2 separate regions of the Homo sapiens genome follow, and region 1 is linked to region 2. A link is a loop called in an ENCODE intact Hi-C map of the cell type or tissue named here. Cell type or tissue: heart left ventricle. All regions are shown on one strand. Links, peaks and the distances in the headings refer to the core of each region. The heading gives the core; the rest is flanking DNA.

Evidence for each region. Hi-C counts contacts between places; a loop is a spot of excess contacts. Peaks named below come from ENCODE experiments on the same cell type or tissue, not always from the same donor. Only the 100,000 strongest peaks of a DNase experiment are listed, where the experiment ranks them.
Region 1: a loop joins it to region 2, with 5 times the contacts of the local background. A loop is called at or near these places in 2 of 110 quality-filtered maps.

What each region holds. Positions count from the first base shown.
Region 1 is chr15:56,533,953-56,542,292 of GRCh38, forward strand. All of the region lies in intron 1 of LOC105370832 (a long non-coding RNA gene), which reads right to left. Among named protein-coding and RNA genes, the nearest start is that of MNS1, 73 kb to the left of the region's middle. In heart left ventricle, for the core only: no CTCF peak of the experiment used is centred there; a DNase peak (open chromatin) is centred at 4,139.
Region 2 is chr15:56,483,546-56,491,885 of GRCh38, forward strand. It overlaps a transcript of LOC105370832 not described here. Among named protein-coding and RNA genes, the nearest start is that of MNS1, 23 kb to the left of the region's middle. RefSeq lists an enhancer at 7,646-7,940. In heart left ventricle, for the core only: a CTCF peak has its summit at 7,771 (motif pointing right); a DNase peak (open chromatin) is centred at 7,776.

The DNA of each region.
Region 1 (8,340 bases), core at 267-8,266, 50 kb after region 2:
CCCTCAGTTTGGATTTTCATTTACCCAATGCAATGGGTTAACCTGTTTTGCACACAGCAACTGTCAAATAAGACAAGGAGTTCAGCTCAGGAGAAGAGAATAATGCTCAAAATTCTTGACTCCCCTTCAACAGCCTCCAACAATTGTTTCCCAGCACTGCATGGAGGCAGCTCACCACCTTTGGCAAAGCCTAGACTGTGATGCTTGTCATGAAGGCCTATACAATACACCCAGCTCTGCTTTGTGACATAGTCCCCGTGAGGGCCTGGGGAGAATGTTACCATATTTAGCTTTCCCAGGAGGTGTGGAAGAGTTCCCAGCTGTCCTGCTTAAGATGTTGGTTTAAACCAAATCCTTCATCTGCCTTTGCTCATGAAGCTAAACACCCACAGTAGAACTGGGAAAAGAGTACCTTAGGCCTCAGTTTATTTGTAGAGAGGAAAAGGTTCACACAAAAAAGAGAAAAAGAGATGCTCTCCCTTTTTAATTTGAGTGCCAGTCCTGGATCCCCAGTTGGCAAAGCCTTTTATAGTCATTTCTGCCCCAGAATTCTGCATCTGCAAGATCAGAGCTTATTAGTATTATCTCTTACTCTTCCTCCCAACATTGCCACTAGAGACTGTAAAAGGTTCAGACTATACACACTGAAAGGCAAATGGCTCTTGTTTAGCTATCATAGTGCAGGGTTTTGCTTGCACTAAAAGACATATATTCCTCTAGCCATACCAATAATATTAAACACTCACTTCACCCCAAAATCCTCTAGAACCTCAGTAGAACATGGAGAATATATTAGAAATCTGTATCTCTTATAACAGACCATATGTGAGTTACTATTTAGAGTAAGTCAAGAATACAGTTATATCCCACATAACAATGTTTTGGTTCGATGCCAGACTGCATATATGATGGTGGTCCCATAAGATTATAATGGAGCTGAAAAATTCCTATTGCCTAGTGATGTTGTAGCCATGGTAACTTCTTAGTGCAACACATTAATCACACGTTTGTGGTGATGCGAGTGTAAACAAACCTACTGCACTGGCCGGTGAAAAAGAATAACACATACAATTATGTGCAGACATAATACTTGATAATAAACAACTGTGTTACTGATTTATGTGTTTACTATGCTATACTTTTTAAATTATTGTCTTAGAGTATACTCCTACTTATTAAAAAAAAAGGAACTGCAAAACAGCCTCAGGCAGGTCCTTCAGGAGGTATTCCAGAAAAAGACATGATCATAGGAGATGACGGCTCCATGAATGTTAATGTCCCTGAAGACCATAAGATGTGGAGGTGGAAGACAGTAGAACTGATCATCCTGACCCTTTGTAGGCCTAAGATAACGTATGTGTTTGTGTCTTTGTTTTTAACAAAAAAGCTTAGAAAGTGAAACATTAAATAGGAAAAAGCTTATAGAATAGGATATAAAGAAATATTGTTGTACATCTGTACAATGTGTTTGTATTTTAAGTATTACAAAATAATCAAATAGTTAAAAAAAGTTTATAAAATAAAAAAGTTACAGTAAGTTTAGGTTAATTTACTATTGAAGAAAGAAAAAAATTTAGTGTAGCCTATGTGTACAATGTTTATAAAGTCTACAGTAGTGTACAGTAGTGTCCTAGGCCTTCACATTCACTCACCACTCACTCACTCAGAGCAACCTCCAGTCCCACAGCCTCCATTCATGGTAAATGCCCTATACAGGCGTGCCATTTTTAATCCTTTATATTCTGCCTTTACTGTACCTTTCCTATGTTTACATATGTTTAGATAGACAAACATTTACCATTGTGTTACAATTGCCTACAGTATTCAGTACAGTAACATGCTGTACAGATTCGTTGCCTAGGAGCAATTGGCCATATCATATATCCTATGTGTGTAGTAGGCTATACCGTCTAGGTTTGTTTCAGTACTGTACACTCTGTGACGGTTGCACAACGACAAAATCGCCTAACGATGCATTTCTCAGAATGTATCCCCATTGTTAAGTGACTCATGACTGTATTAGGGTCCAGGAGGCACCCTTGGTTTCATAGATCATGACAGTGATATTTATGTTTGTAGGCCATTGATCAATATTGACAACACAACTATCATAAAATGTAGAGCTCTATTTGTGTTTTCTCACTTTAGTTTGTTCAAAGTAGCCCATTGCACACTGATTATTCTCAAAGTAGGAAGCCTATGGATTCTTCAGGATAGAGTGGGACTTCGTGAATGAAATTTTTTGTTTTTTTGGTAGGGTAATTTACATCTTTAATAGGGACTATTATAAAAACTTGAAACATACTGACCTTGTACATCGAAGCCCCATTCAACATCAGACTATGGACACTAGGGCCATGGCCACACTAACTTGTAAGAAGGTGGAGCTCAGAGGTGGTCCGCTCCTCACTCTCAGTGACGTGTGAATCCAGATGATGACATCAGCAGACCAAATAGCATCTGCTCTCCTTTCTCCTCAAAATCTTCACAACCACATATGCAAACACACAGGCACATACTTGCTAGATCTAAAAATTAGTTTATGTGAAATATTGAACACTTCTACTGAGAGTCAGACGTATTGTCTTGAGAAGTAACACAGTGAAGCTACTCTGTTTTTTTTTTTTTTAATGTGTTTATCAGATTCAGTTGAGCCTGGAGTAAAGGCATGAGGAAGGGAGCCTCCAGCTGACAGACTCTGTTAGATCACAGAATAAAAGAAGCTAGAAAGAAGTCTGGAGACAAAGAGTGCTCTTTAGAGGGATGAAGCAGAAAGGGGACAATGGGACATTCTGTATGTACTTTGCCTGCTTCAAAACTATGTCTTAGAAATTCGGCTAGTAAACAACAAGTCAAAGCCAAGCTAAAGTCAACTAGAGGCAACCCCACTGTCTCTGAACCCACAAGTTGGGACGGGCTAAAGCTTTTAAGACAATTGTTTGTTTCTTCTTTTCTATAAGGGTAGTCCGAATCTGCCTTTCCAGCACATCTTCTGTTACTCCAATCCTGACCTAATGCTGGCCCCTTTTCTTGAATACTCCATGCAATTCTGGGCGTTCGTGACTTAGCTCAGGCTGTTTTCTCTCTTTAAAAACTCTCTGGGCCAGGCATGGTGGTTCATGCCTGTAATCCTAGCATTTTGAGAGGCCAAGGCGGGCGAATCACTTGAGTTCAGAACTTTGAGACCAGCCTGGGCAACATGGCAAAGCCCCATCTCTACCAAAAAAAAAATACAAAAAATTACCAAGGTGCCGTGGTATGTGCCTGTAGTCCCAGCTACTTGGGAGGCTGAGGTGGGAGAATCATCTGAGCCTGGGAAGTCAAGGCCGCAGTGAGCCATGATTGTGCCACTGCACTCCAATGTAGATGTTAGAGTGAGACCCTTTCTCCAAAATAAAAATTAAATTAAAAAAAAATCTCTTTGCCATCCTATTTGAAAATCCCTACATATCTTTTACACCCAAGCTCAAAGATATTCTCTCCTATGACATCTTTCTTGGGCAGGTAAATCAGTTCCTCCATCGTGTTTCCAGGATATGTTTTACACATTTATTGCCTTATATTGGGATTGAGTGTTGCCTTCCCATTAAGATGAACTCCCAGAGAGGAGTGATGGCATTTAATCATCTATGAATCATCAAAGTTTAGTCCACAGTAGGTGCTCCATACATACTTAATTAACAAATGAATGAATGAATAAAGCATTGCAATTTTTAAGGGAAGAAGCAGATGAGGACTTAGCAGGTGAGAAAGTTCCAAACAAAGTGCTAATGAATACTCCAGCCACTTTCTTGCAGAAGTTCATCTTTCACTTCCAGGCATTTGATTCTCAACATTTCTGTCCTTTTCCAAATTAGAGCTGTAACCCAGGTAAGTGTCAAAGCTTAGAAAAACCATGGGAAAAACCTTGGGATCCTGATAAATTTGAAGACAAACTTAAACTTCAGTGAAGTGACAACATTGCCTGCTTAGGTTATTTCTTTATGCATTTAAGAGAGGTTTATCTCTCCAAACCCAGCTGTGGTTTGATCTCACACTTCCTTCACACTTGCTTCAACACCTGTTAACCACAACCATGAGGCTGCCGGGCCTGGCTTCATCTTGCTTTCTGGCTGTTGCTACAATGGTGTAACCGCGGCTCCGCAGCTGCTATGTTGGCAGTCACTCCAGGGGCTGGGGCCTGGCTTCTGCCTTTGGGGAGCTTTAACAGTCACACAGGTCTTGGTGCAATAGATGCTTCCCTTCTTCTGGCTCCCACAGCCTTTTGCTCATCTGTCCTTGCAAAGCCTATCATATTTCACTGTAGTTAGCTCATGTGTATCTATTGCCCTCACTGTGAGGAAAGGACCATGTCCTACTCATTTTTCTCTCACACTTACCAGTGCTGGCACTGGAAGGAAAGAATGAAAACTGAGTGACCACATGAATTAATGAAACATTCTCCTTAAAATTATTTGTTGGAACTTTAAATAAAACACTCATCATCCTATCAGTTATTACACCCCCCCCAAAATGATACTTCTGATTTAGTGTAATTGGTTGCTTTTTCCCTCCCCCTTCACCCTGGAAACAAGTAATCTTTCTTGATTATCAACATCTATTCCCTAATACAAAAATAGAAAAGAAAAACATGGACTTGTTATAAACCTACTGATGGCTTCCTCTCCGAGAGCTACCTTTGTACATCTCTAAATAATATTTAACAATATTTGATTTCCTCAACCTCTCAGATTAGTGTGTCTGAGACATTATGTGGACACTGTGCATACTGCTTATGTATCTGAGCATATCTAATTCCATTAATGGCATGAATATAATGATGCTCCATTTAAAAAATATTACATGCAATTTTTTCATTTGGAGAATGGAATGCTTCTGGCTTTTTGGGGTCTTGAGAATTAAGTATCTCTTTGGAATCTTCAGGAAATTAGGTAAAATACTGAAAGTTTATCATGCATTTTAGAAATAAGGATGCCAGGTTATTCTCCACTTGAATGATCTATTTTGACTCACCTAAATTTAACTCTTCATTTCCAAGTCAGATCAGAGAGTGCTCACGGGCATGGTAAGGTGGGAAGTGAGGGCTTCGGCTCAAACCAGACTTAAGCTTGCTGAGCATCTTGACCACATTAGTAAACTCTTTTCTCTTCAGGTCTGTGAAGCAGGGATAATATTACTGACTGCAGAGGGTTACTGTGAAAATTAAAAGACAACATTGCATGCATAACATTCTTAGCTGTATTTTGTGAAACAGCATTCCCTCTACTGAAGTTAGTATCCTTCCTTTCCTCATTTACTGGTCACCAACAATGCTTCTTTTCCCAACAGGGTGCACTGTAGTGTTGATACGCAAGTATCACTTCCTATAGAACGGGGAAGTTGAGGTGTGTGCATTATACAGTTACACAGTTGAAGCAAATGTTAAGAACAATTCCCCGGTATTTTGATATAACGCACTCTGGGACCTTCTGGTTCTTCTCTAGTGGCGGTGCCTTTATTCAGTCCAGAGACTTCTCCTCTTAGCCTCAGTCTCTGAGATTACTACTTCACCCACACTCCTTTTCTCCTCAACCTCCAGACCTCAGGAGCAGGTTCTTGTCTTTGCTTTTCTTCTCCACATTCCCGCCAGCTCAGCCAGCAGCCTCCCTGGGTTCTCCTCACAGAAAAACCTCCGGTTTTCGTAGTCCAGACTCCACTTCTCTGATCTGAGGCTGTTCCCCGGATCACACCCTGAGTGTCATTCTCCTTAGCTCTTCCCGAGCAAACACTCTTGTCCTCAGAATGTCAGGTTCTCCTTGATAGGGTGTTTCTCTACCTTCTCCAGCTGGGTCATTTACTTAATCCTTTTCTGACCTTTGGTTATCCTAAAGGCACATCTCAGCTTGTCACAGTCACTCTTTTTTACCATTTTAATCCTCTTAGAATCACATGGAAAATCCCTGTCCTTGGCAGGAGTAATAGAGATGAACACAGACAAAGGCCCATTTATAGCTGAACAACACCCTTGACTTTGGAAGTGTTTCTCCTCTTCCTTTACAAAAGCGAAGCACTTCAAGCGCACACTTTTCTTATATCCACTATTTCTACCTGTTTCCCTTCAACTAACAGTAAAGGAGATAGAGGACTTTTAAATTTAAAATCGTTCCTTCCTTCCTTCCCTCCCTCCCTCCCTCCCTTTCTTTCTTTCTTTTTCTTTCTTTCCTTCTCTTTCTTTCTCTCTCTTTCTTTCTTTCGTTTTCTTTCTTTTGACGGTCTCCCTCTGTTGCTGAGGCTGGACTGTACTGCCCTGATCTCGGCTGGCTGCAACCTCCCTGCTTCGGGCTCCCGTGATTCTCCTGCCCCCGCCTGCCGAGTGCCTGGGATTGCAGGCAAGCGCCGCCACGCCTGACTGGTTTTTCTATTTTTGGTGGAGACGGGGTTTCGCCGTATTGGCCGGGCTGGTCTCCAGCTCCTGACCTCCAGTGATCTGCCCGCCTCGGCCTCCGGAGGTGCTGGGATTGCAGACGGAGTCTCGCTCACTCAATGCTCAATGTTGCCCAAGCTGGAGTGCAGTGGCGTGATCTCGGCTAGCTACAACCTCCACCTCCCAGCCGCCTGCCTTGGCCTCCCAAAGTGCTAAGATTACAGCCTCTGCCCGGCTGCCACCCCGTCTAGGAAGTGAGGAGCGTCTCTGCCTGGCCGCCCATCGTCTGGGATGTGATGAGCCCCTCTGCCTGGCCGCCCATCGTCTGGGATGTGAGGAGCACCTCTGCCCGGCCGCCCATCGTCTGGGATGTGAGGAGCGCCTCTGCACGGCCGCCCCGTCTGGGATGTGAGGAGCGCCTCTGCCCAGCCGCCACCCTGCCTGGGAAGTGAGGAGCGCCTCTGCCCGGCCACCCTGTCTGGGAAGTGAGGAGTGCCTCTGCCCGGCAGCTGTGCAATCTTCCAACTGTGAAGTGACATCCTTTCCGCAGGTGTACCCAACAGCTCCGAAGAGACAGCGACCATCGAGAACGGGCCATGATGACAATGGTGGTTTTGTTGAAAAGAAAAGGGGGAAATGTGGGGAAAAGAAAGAGAGATCAGATTGTTACTGTGTCTGTGTAGAAAGAAGTAGACATAGGAGACTCCATTTTGTTCTTTACTAAGAAAAATTCTTCTGCCTTGGGATGCTGTTAATCTATAACCTTACCCCCAACCCCGTGCTCTCTGAAACATGTGCTGTGTCAACTCAGGGTTAAATGGAATAAGGGCGGTACAAGATGTGCTTTGTCAAACAGATGCTTGAAGGCAGCATGCTCGTTAAGAGTCATCACCACTCCCTAATCTCAAGTACCCAGGGACACAAAAATTGCGGAAGGCCGCAGGGACCTCTGCCTAGGAAAACCAGAGACCTTTGTTCATGTGTTTATCTGCTGACTTTCTCTCCACTATTATCCTATGACCCTGCCACATCCCCCACTCTAAGAAACACCCAAGAATGATAAATTTTAAATATTTATTTTTCCTCTTTTAAAAAAGATCAAAAATGTTCACTCTGATGGTAGTTTCTTCTGCTGTGCAGAAGCTCTGCACAGCAGAAGAAACTACCATCAGAGTGAACAGGCAACCTACAGAATGGGAGAAAATTTTTGCAACCTACTCATCTGACAAAGGGCTAATATCCAGAATCTACAAAGAACTCAAACAAATTTACAAGAAAAAAAAACAAACAACCCCATCAAAAAGTGGGTGAAGGATATGAACAGACACTTCTCAAAAGAAGACATTTATGCAGCCAAAAAACACATTAAAAAGTGCTCATCATCACTGGCCATCAGAGAAATGCAAATCAAAACCACAATGAGATACCATCTCACACCAGTTAGAATGGCAATCATTAAAAAGTCAGGAAACAACAGGTGCTGGAGAGGATGTGGAGAAACAGGAACACTTTTACACTGTTGGTGGGACTATAAACTAGTTAAACCATTGTGGAAGTCAGTGTGGCGATTCCTCAGGGATCTAGAACTAGAAATACCATTTGACCCAGCCATCCCATTACTGGGTATATACCCAAAGGATTATAAATCATGCTGCTATAAAGACACATGCACACGTATGTTTATTGCAGCACTATTCACAATAGCAAAGACTTGGAACCAACCCAAATGTCCGACAATGATAGACTGGATTAAGAAAATGTGGCACACATACACCATGGAATACTATGCAGCCATAAAAAAGGATGAGTTCATGTCCTTTTTAGGCACATGGATGAAGCTGGAAACCATCATTCTCAGCAAACTATCGCAAGGACAGAAAACCAAACACCACATGTTCTCACTCATAGGTGGGAATTGAACGATGAGAACACATGGA
Region 2 (8,340 bases), core at 216-8,215:
AGTCCCTACATGGACAAAACAGTAATGGGAAACACAAATAATTAGTTCTTCCAACACCATCCAACCTGAGGAGTTTATATGGTTTGTTTATTTTAAAGAAAAGTCCTGGGAATTGGATTCAAATGAATCTGTAGAATTAATGAGAGTCGAATCTTACCTTTCTCATGAAGCAGAATGACCATTGCAGATAGTTAAGACGCAATCCCAGGACCTGGTGCATGATGTAAATCCCTCATAGGATGTTAAATAAGAACAATAATGTCAGTAACAACAAAACAACACTCTTATCTACATATGGTAACACCTATTAGAGGTAGAAAAGTGAAAGTATTTTAGAAGTACAGGCCGGGCACGGTGGCTCACGCCTGTAATCCCAGCACTTTGGGAGGCCAAGGCAGGCGGATCATGAGGTCAGGAGATTGAGACCATCCTGGCTAACACAGTGAAACCCTGTCTCTAGTAAAAATACAAAAAAAATTAGCCGGGCGTGGTGGCGGGCGCGTGTAGTCCCAGCTACTCACGAGGCTGAGGCGGGAGAATGGCGTGAACCCGGAAGGCAGAGGTTGCAGTGAGCCAAGATCGCGCCACTGCACTCCAGCTTGGGGGACAAAGCGAGACTCTACCTCAAAAAAAAAAAAAAAAAGAAGTACACTAACAAGAAAAGAATCCTTTGCAGCAAAGCCAGCTCACTGGAGACTCTTAGTACATAATTTTATCCAACTGCCTTGCAATAGACACCCAGAATAATGTTATTAATAGCAACCAAAAAATGACATCAATTTGAAAACACTAGGTTTAATGGATGCTGTCTTCAGGTCTGAGGACTTATTTTCCTAGATGCTGGGAGTGCTGCCAGTAGACAGCCCTGAGCTGTCAGCCCTCTTCAGAAATTATCCTTGGTCACAGACCACTGTCACCCAGTATCAGCTTGCATCCATAAACGCCTAGCCTTCTCACTGTGAGGAGAGTCAACTCTGAAGGGTCATCTAGCTTTACAGCTCCTGAGGGAATAGCTGAGGCCTTTGCTGAGACTGCAGTAAACTCAGCTTTTCCTTCCATCCAGCCCTGCCTCCTTCCCTTCCACAAATGTTGATCCTACGAGCAGTCTCTGATATGGTTTGGCTGTGCCCTTACCCCAATATCATCTTGAATTGTAATTCCCAAAATCCCCACGTATGGTGGGAGGGAACTTGTGGGAGGTAAGTCAATCATGGGAGCAGTTTCCCTCATGCTATTCTCATGATATGTAATCTTTCATGAGATTACATATCATGATTACATATCATGAGATTACATATCATGATTACATATCATGAGATTACATATCATATTACATGATATCATGAGATTACATATCATGATATTACATATCATGAGAGAGTAATCTGTCATGAGATCTGATGGCTTTATAAGGGGCTTCCCCCTTCTCCTTCCTGCTGCCATGTGAAAGAGTAACTAATACAGCAAGTTGGTACTGTAGAGGGTGGTGTGCTTCTGTGAAGATACCCAAAAATGTGGAAGTGACTTTGGAACTGGGTAGCAGGCAGAGGTGGGAACAGTTTGGAGGGCTCAGAAGACAAGAAAATCTGGGAAAGTTTGGAACTTCCTAGAGATTTGTTGAATGATTTTGACCAAAATGCTGTCAGTGATGTAGATAATGAAGTCCAGGCTGAGGAGGTCTCAGATGGAGATGAGGAACTTCTTGCAAACTGAAATAAAGGCGACTCTTGCTACACAAAGAGACTGGCGGAATTTTGCACTTGCCCTGGAGATCTGTGGAACTTTGAACTTGAAAGAGATGATTTAGGGTAACTGGCAGAAGAAATTTCTAAGTGGCAAAGTGTTCAAGAGGAAGCAGAGCAAAAAAGTTTGGAAAATCTGCAGCCTGACAATGCAAAAGCAAAGAAAACCCCATTTTCCGAGGAGAAATTCAAGCCAGCTGCAGAAATTTGCATAAGTAATGAGGAGCTGAATGTTAATCACCAAGACAATGGGGAAAATGTCTCCAAGGCATGTCAGAGATCTTCACAGCAGCCCCTTGCATCACAGGCCTGAAGGCCTAGGAGGGAAAAATGGTTTTGTGGGCCGGGCCCAGGCACCCCCTGCTCTATGCAGCCTTGGGACATGGTGCTCTGCATCCCAGCGGATTCAGCTCCAGCTGGTGCTAAAAGGGGCCAATGTACAGCTCAGGCCATTGCTTCAGAGGGTGCAAGCCTCAAGCCTTAGAAGCTTACATGTGGTATTGGGCCTGCAGATGTACAGAAGTCAAGAATTAAGGTTTAGGAACCTCCACCTAGATTTCAGAGGATGTATGGAAATGCCTGGATATCCAGAAGTTTGCTGCAGGGGTGTAGCCCTCATGGAAAACCTCTGCTAAGGCAGTGTGAGAGAGAAATGTGGGGTCAGAGCCCCTACACAGAGTCCCCACTGGGGCACTGCCTAGTGGAGCTGTGAGAAGAAGGCTTTTGATTTTAACAGGCTCATAGGTAGAAAGGACTTACATTGTCTCAGAAGAGACTTTGGACTTGGACTTTTTAGTTAATGCTGGAATGAGTTAAGACTTTGGGGGACTGTTAGAAGGGCATGACTGTGTTTTGAAATGTGAGGACATGAGATTTGGAAGGGGCTGGGGTGGATCGATATGGTTTGGCTGTGTTTCCACCGAGATCTCCTCTTGAGTTGTAGTTCCCATAATCCTCACATGTCATGGGAGGGACCCAGTGGGAGGTAATTGAATCAGGGGGGCAGTTACCCTTATGCTGTTCTCATGATAGTGAGCGAGTTCTTATGAGGTCTGATGGTCTTATGAGGAGATTTTCTCCCTTTTGCTAGGCACTTCTCTTTCCTACTACCATGCAAAGAAGGATGTGTTTGCTTCCCCTTCCACTATTATTGTAAGTTTCCTCAGGTCTCCCCAGCCATGTGGAACTGTGAGTCAATTAAACCTCTTTCCTTTATAAATTACCCAGTTGCAGATATTTCTTCATACCAACATGAGAACAGACTAATACAGTCCCTAATATGTATTCTGCATGCTAATCTCTGTCTCTAAGACTGTTTCTCTGGGAACCCAAGATGAAATACCAATGTAATCAAATGTTTTGTTTCTAATGTTATTAAAATGTATTGCTTTACATTAAAGATGTATACATTTTTAATAATCATTTAAAAATATGATATTGTTTGGATATGTTAAAATTACCTGCTACAGAACCACTTTCCTCTGGAAACAAGTAGGGCTGGTTGATTTGCTGTGATGGAAAAACAATCAGGAGTGCAAAGGGCATTTAAAGTAGGCTACAAAATTGTTAAGTCTCCATACTTGAGAAACTATACTGGGAATTGAGAAATGGCATTGGAGTTTACGTAGGGGAGAGAGAAATTAGGGGGTTGCTAGTCCCAGTGGGGATCCACACAAAGTTTTTGTTGTTGTTGTTGTTGTTAAGGCCTCTAGCTATACAGCTTCTTGAAGGCTAGGACTGATTCCCACAAAGAGCTCTGTCAAAGGCATTACAGCATAGTGAAGATGACTTCGTGTGGCCATCATCTGCCTTCTCTCTGTTCTTAGTCCCCTCTGCTCTTGGTCTCTCAGAACATCTTTTCCCCCTAATATTTTATAGCCAATAGAAATATGCTGAGGATATTTGAATTTTAGAAGAGAATTCAAAAGAAGGTACAATCTTTCAACATAGAAGCATGAATCTGAATTGCCAATGAAAGAGTTTCGGATACTATAACTAGAGCAGGAATGGTAATTTAGGGGAGACAGACAGTCTACCCAGCGTTGACCCAGATAATCTTCCTGAATACCTTTAATAGAGTCTTTGATTAATTGTGCCTTGTGCTGTGATTACTCATCCACCCCACACTGACACCTTGGTCGTGCAGTTTGCCTCACTATCAGTTTGAACTTCAATTCTGGATTTGACAATTCATTCAACAAATAATAACTAAGAACCTACCAGGTGCCAGAGACACAGTCGTAAAAAACCAAGACAAGGTCCCTGCCTTCTACTGGAGGAAGACAAAGAAACAAACAGATAAGCAAATATCATTGTTGCAGAAAGCAAGAAGGGCTAAGACAAGAATAAAGCAAGGTTAAGTTAGAGGACAACCAGGTGACCATTTTAGCTGTGATGAGTGAGGCCACTGAAGACCTTTCTGAACAGGTGACATGTGAACAGACACCTGAATGGTGAACATCAAGTCGTGAAGATTTAGGCAGAAGAGCATCCCAGGCAAAGGCTTGTAGTAGGAGCACAGCAAACAAAGGGGAGAATGACAGATGGGTTGGAGCAGTAGGCAGGGGTCAGAGCAAATAATTTGGATTTTGTTCTAAATAGTTACAGAAGGATTTTTTTTAAAGAATGAGAAATACGATGTGATCTAAGTTTGCAGAGATCCCGCCAACTGCTGCTTGAGGAGAGGGCTGTAAGGGAATGACAGTGAAGTCAGGTGAAGCAGTTGGAAAGGTAGAGTTATAGAGCAGGTAAGGTTGAGCATAGTGGTGCTCTGTAGAGGTTATGGGAACTGATTGGGTTCAGAATGAATTTTAGAAATAAAACCAACAGGACTTGGCAATGGATTAGGTGTAAGGAATGACAAAGAGATGACTCAAATATATCTCCCAGGTGTCCTTCCTGGCATAACTGAATGAATGATGGTACCATCAGTTGGGATGGAGAACACTGGAGGAGTAGACTTGGAGGCCAGGGAAAAATAAAGACTTGTGTTTGGACGTGTTAAATCTGAGATGTCTACATCCTACTGAAGATCTTAAATAGGACACTTGTGTATATAAATCTATAGTTCAGAAGAGAAGCTGGGGCTAGAAGTATAGATCTACACATCAACTGATAAAGATGCTTTTGGAACCCATGGGACTAGGGATATCAAGGAGATCAAGGGTATAAGAGATCAAGGACTGAGCCCTGAGGAACTTCAATATTTACAGAAGTGGTTTACAACACTCCATGCCCATTGAAATTACCAGAAGATTTTTTTTTAAATGTTGAACCTCTACCCATCCTTCACATATCTGATTTAATTGGTCTGGGGTTCAGTTTGAGTATCAAGAAATTTTAAAACTCCTCAGTGATTCTAACGTGCAGCTAAGGTGGAAACCACTGATTAAAAACTGTTAATTGTAGCTGTTTGACAGGCTGAGGGGAGAATCACGTAAGCCCAGGAGGTCAAGGCTACAGTGAGCTATGTTCATACCTTACACTCCAGCCTAAGTGACAGAGCAAGACCCCATCTCTTAAAAAAATGGGAAGAGAAAGCTAAGCCAGAATTACTAGAATGAAAAGAGCCATCAGCAAGGTAGGAAGAAAACCAGGACAGTAGTATCCTGGAAGTTAAGTGAAGAGACTGTTCCAAGAATGGCATGATCAACTGTGTCAAATGCTAATGAGACATTAAGTAAAATGAGAGAGAGAGAGAGAGAGAGAGGGGAGAAGGACATGAGGGTGTGGGTGACTCAAATGTGAAAAGCTTTTATAGGATGTAGGGGTGAAGGCCTGCCCAGCACAGGCTAAAGGGAGTGGATAGTGAGAAGGCAGAGATTGCTGCTGTGTGCTGTGTCCCTTCTGCCCTGGGCCAGGGTCACTCAAATGCTAGGCTCACATCCAGCATCTCTGGCTGCTCCTTGTCCCGGGGCTTGGATGGCCAATGCCCCTCAAATAACACTATCTCAATTACTTATTCCAAAAGCCAGTCAACATTTATTCCACAGCTCATTGAATACATACTCAGCACATACATGTGCTAGTTATTGTTAGGTAGTGGGGATACAATGCCAAATAAGTTAGAGTTCTTGCTCTCATGAAACTGTCAATTCATTGAGGAAGAGGGTCACAAATAATCACAACAAAATAGCAATCTTGATTCTACTTCCCCAATGTTACTCTTCGTTCAACTCTTATTTCCACTCACCTAGTTTAGGCCTTGAAAATGAGTAATAATGTCCTAAGCAGCCTTCCTGTATCCAGTCTCTCCCTTCTTGCCAATCTAGTTTAAACCTTGCTGCCAAATTCCTCTTTCTGAAACACAACCCTGTTCATGTAATCTGTTAATTGAGGAAGCCTTCATTGAGCACCTACTAAGTACAAAAAAAATGCAAGGTCTTCCCTCCTATAATGTAGGGTCAATTTATGGCTCAAAAATCCCAATCATGTAATATCGATTAAGAAGTAAACTTAGCAGATATCTAGTCCCCACCAGAATCTCCTATATTAATCTCTCTATAAATGATAAATGGACAGCTGGATGGAGAATCCATTTTTTTAAAAGGAGCCAAATACATATTCAAGAAGCTGGAATTTTTACAATTTCTTCCTCCAGTCCCGCTTCCTGCTCAACAGAATACAAGCTTCTTCATTGCCATTCAAGACCTTCTGTAGGCCAGGCATGGTGGTTCACACCCATAATCTCAGTACTTTGAGAGGCCAAGGTGGGAGGATCGCTTGAGCCCAAGAGTTTGAGACCTGCCTGGACAACACAGTGAGACCTTGTCTCTACAATAAAATAAAATAAAAACTAGCTGGGCATTGTGGCATGCTCCTGTGGTCCCAGCTACTCGGGAGGCTGAGGTTGGAGGATTGCTTGAGCCCAGGAGTCAAGACTCCAGTGACCCACGATCATGGTACTGCACTCCAGCCTGGGTGACACAGCAAGACCCTGTCTCTTAAGAAACTAAAGTAAATGAGAAGCTGAGGCGGGAGAATTGCTTGAGCCCAGGAGTTTGAGAACAGCCTGGGCAACATGGTGACACTTCATCTCTGCAACAAATACAAAAATTAGCCTGTCATGGTGGTGTGCACCTGTAGTCCCAGCTACTCAGGAGGCTGAGGTGGAAGGGTCACCTGAGCCCAGGGAGTTTGAGGCTGCAGTGAGCCATGATCACACCACTGCACTCCAGCCTGGGCAACAGAGTGAGATCTTCTCTTAAATAAAAATAAAATAAAAAGACCTTCTGTAGTTTGACCCTAAGGCACTCATGTCTTAGTTTCTGATATTCTCCCTTTACAGTACCCTCCCTGGATGTGCTTTCACACCACCACACTTTCCCCTTATTCCACATAATCAAATATTACACATCCTTCAAAGCCAAGGTCAAGGTCCACCTTCTCCATAACACCATGCTGAGTCCCTCAGCTGACTCATTACCTCCCTCACCTGAGATCCCTCAGGCTTTACTTTTACCTTCCTTAGGGGTTTCTATCTTTGATGATTGGTGCACCTGTCCTTTTTTTCATGCCTCATTGAAAGGTCCATGAGATTTGGGCTTATCTCCTGAATGTCTCCGTCTCCTCCATGGTACCCAGCATAGTGACTTGGAAGTTTCACTTGACAGACACTCGTGGAATGAACAGAGCAGTGATTCTCGGATCTGTTTCTTATTTTGTGAAAGGAGAAGCTTTCTTAACATACAAACATTTCTACTAACTCTAATATTATAATTCCTAAATTTAAAGTATTAGCTAGTATTGTATGCCTGATACTGTGTTTCCCATTTCGAAGACACAATTGTGACTTTTTGGGGGGAAAGAAAATACACAAGAAACAATTCACTTATAAACTGAATATAAAAAATGCTAGTTGTTAGCAACAGAAAATAACAAAGTTGCTCATACTGGGAGGACATACATGTAGTCAAGAGTCACCAGAGCATTAAAAGGAAGAGGTGCTAGCTGAGCTGAGCTTTGAAATCCCCATACAGTTCTTAAGTCCTGGGCATTTTAAGCCGGGAACGAAGGCTCAGTCAGGGCCACTAGAGGGAGCCAAGGCTTGCAATCTGCAGAACACGCTTTCTGGCTGAATTAGCCTTGGGTTCACAGATTCTAAAACATTTGCTTAGCAGATTGAAAAGGATCATCTTTATCACACATCTACAGGACCATTTCTAAAATGCAAGCTATGTTGAGTTTATTTTCAGTTTTTAGTAATGTTAAACCCCTTTGGAGAAGATAAATATTAAGAACTTAATGTCTGTGCATTTCATGCCATTTTCGCCAGTGAATATATCCTGAGACTTATTGGTGAGCTAATCTGAGATATTTAACAACCCCTGATGGGGTTTCTGGGGATGGAGGTAGAGAAGGACCAGGTGGGATCCTGTTCTATTCCCCTCCCACCTAATCAGACTGGCCGGGAGCTGGGCTGTCCTGGACCCACCAGTTTTCAGAGCTTGAGGTTCTCGCATCATCAGGCCGGGAGTCTAGAGGTTACTACCCACACTTTCAAATACTAAGCCTGTGGGACCAATTATGGCCACCCCCCTAGCCTTTTCAGTCAGTCCAACGCCACAGAAAGCCCTAAGCAAGTAGTGTTTAAAAGTAC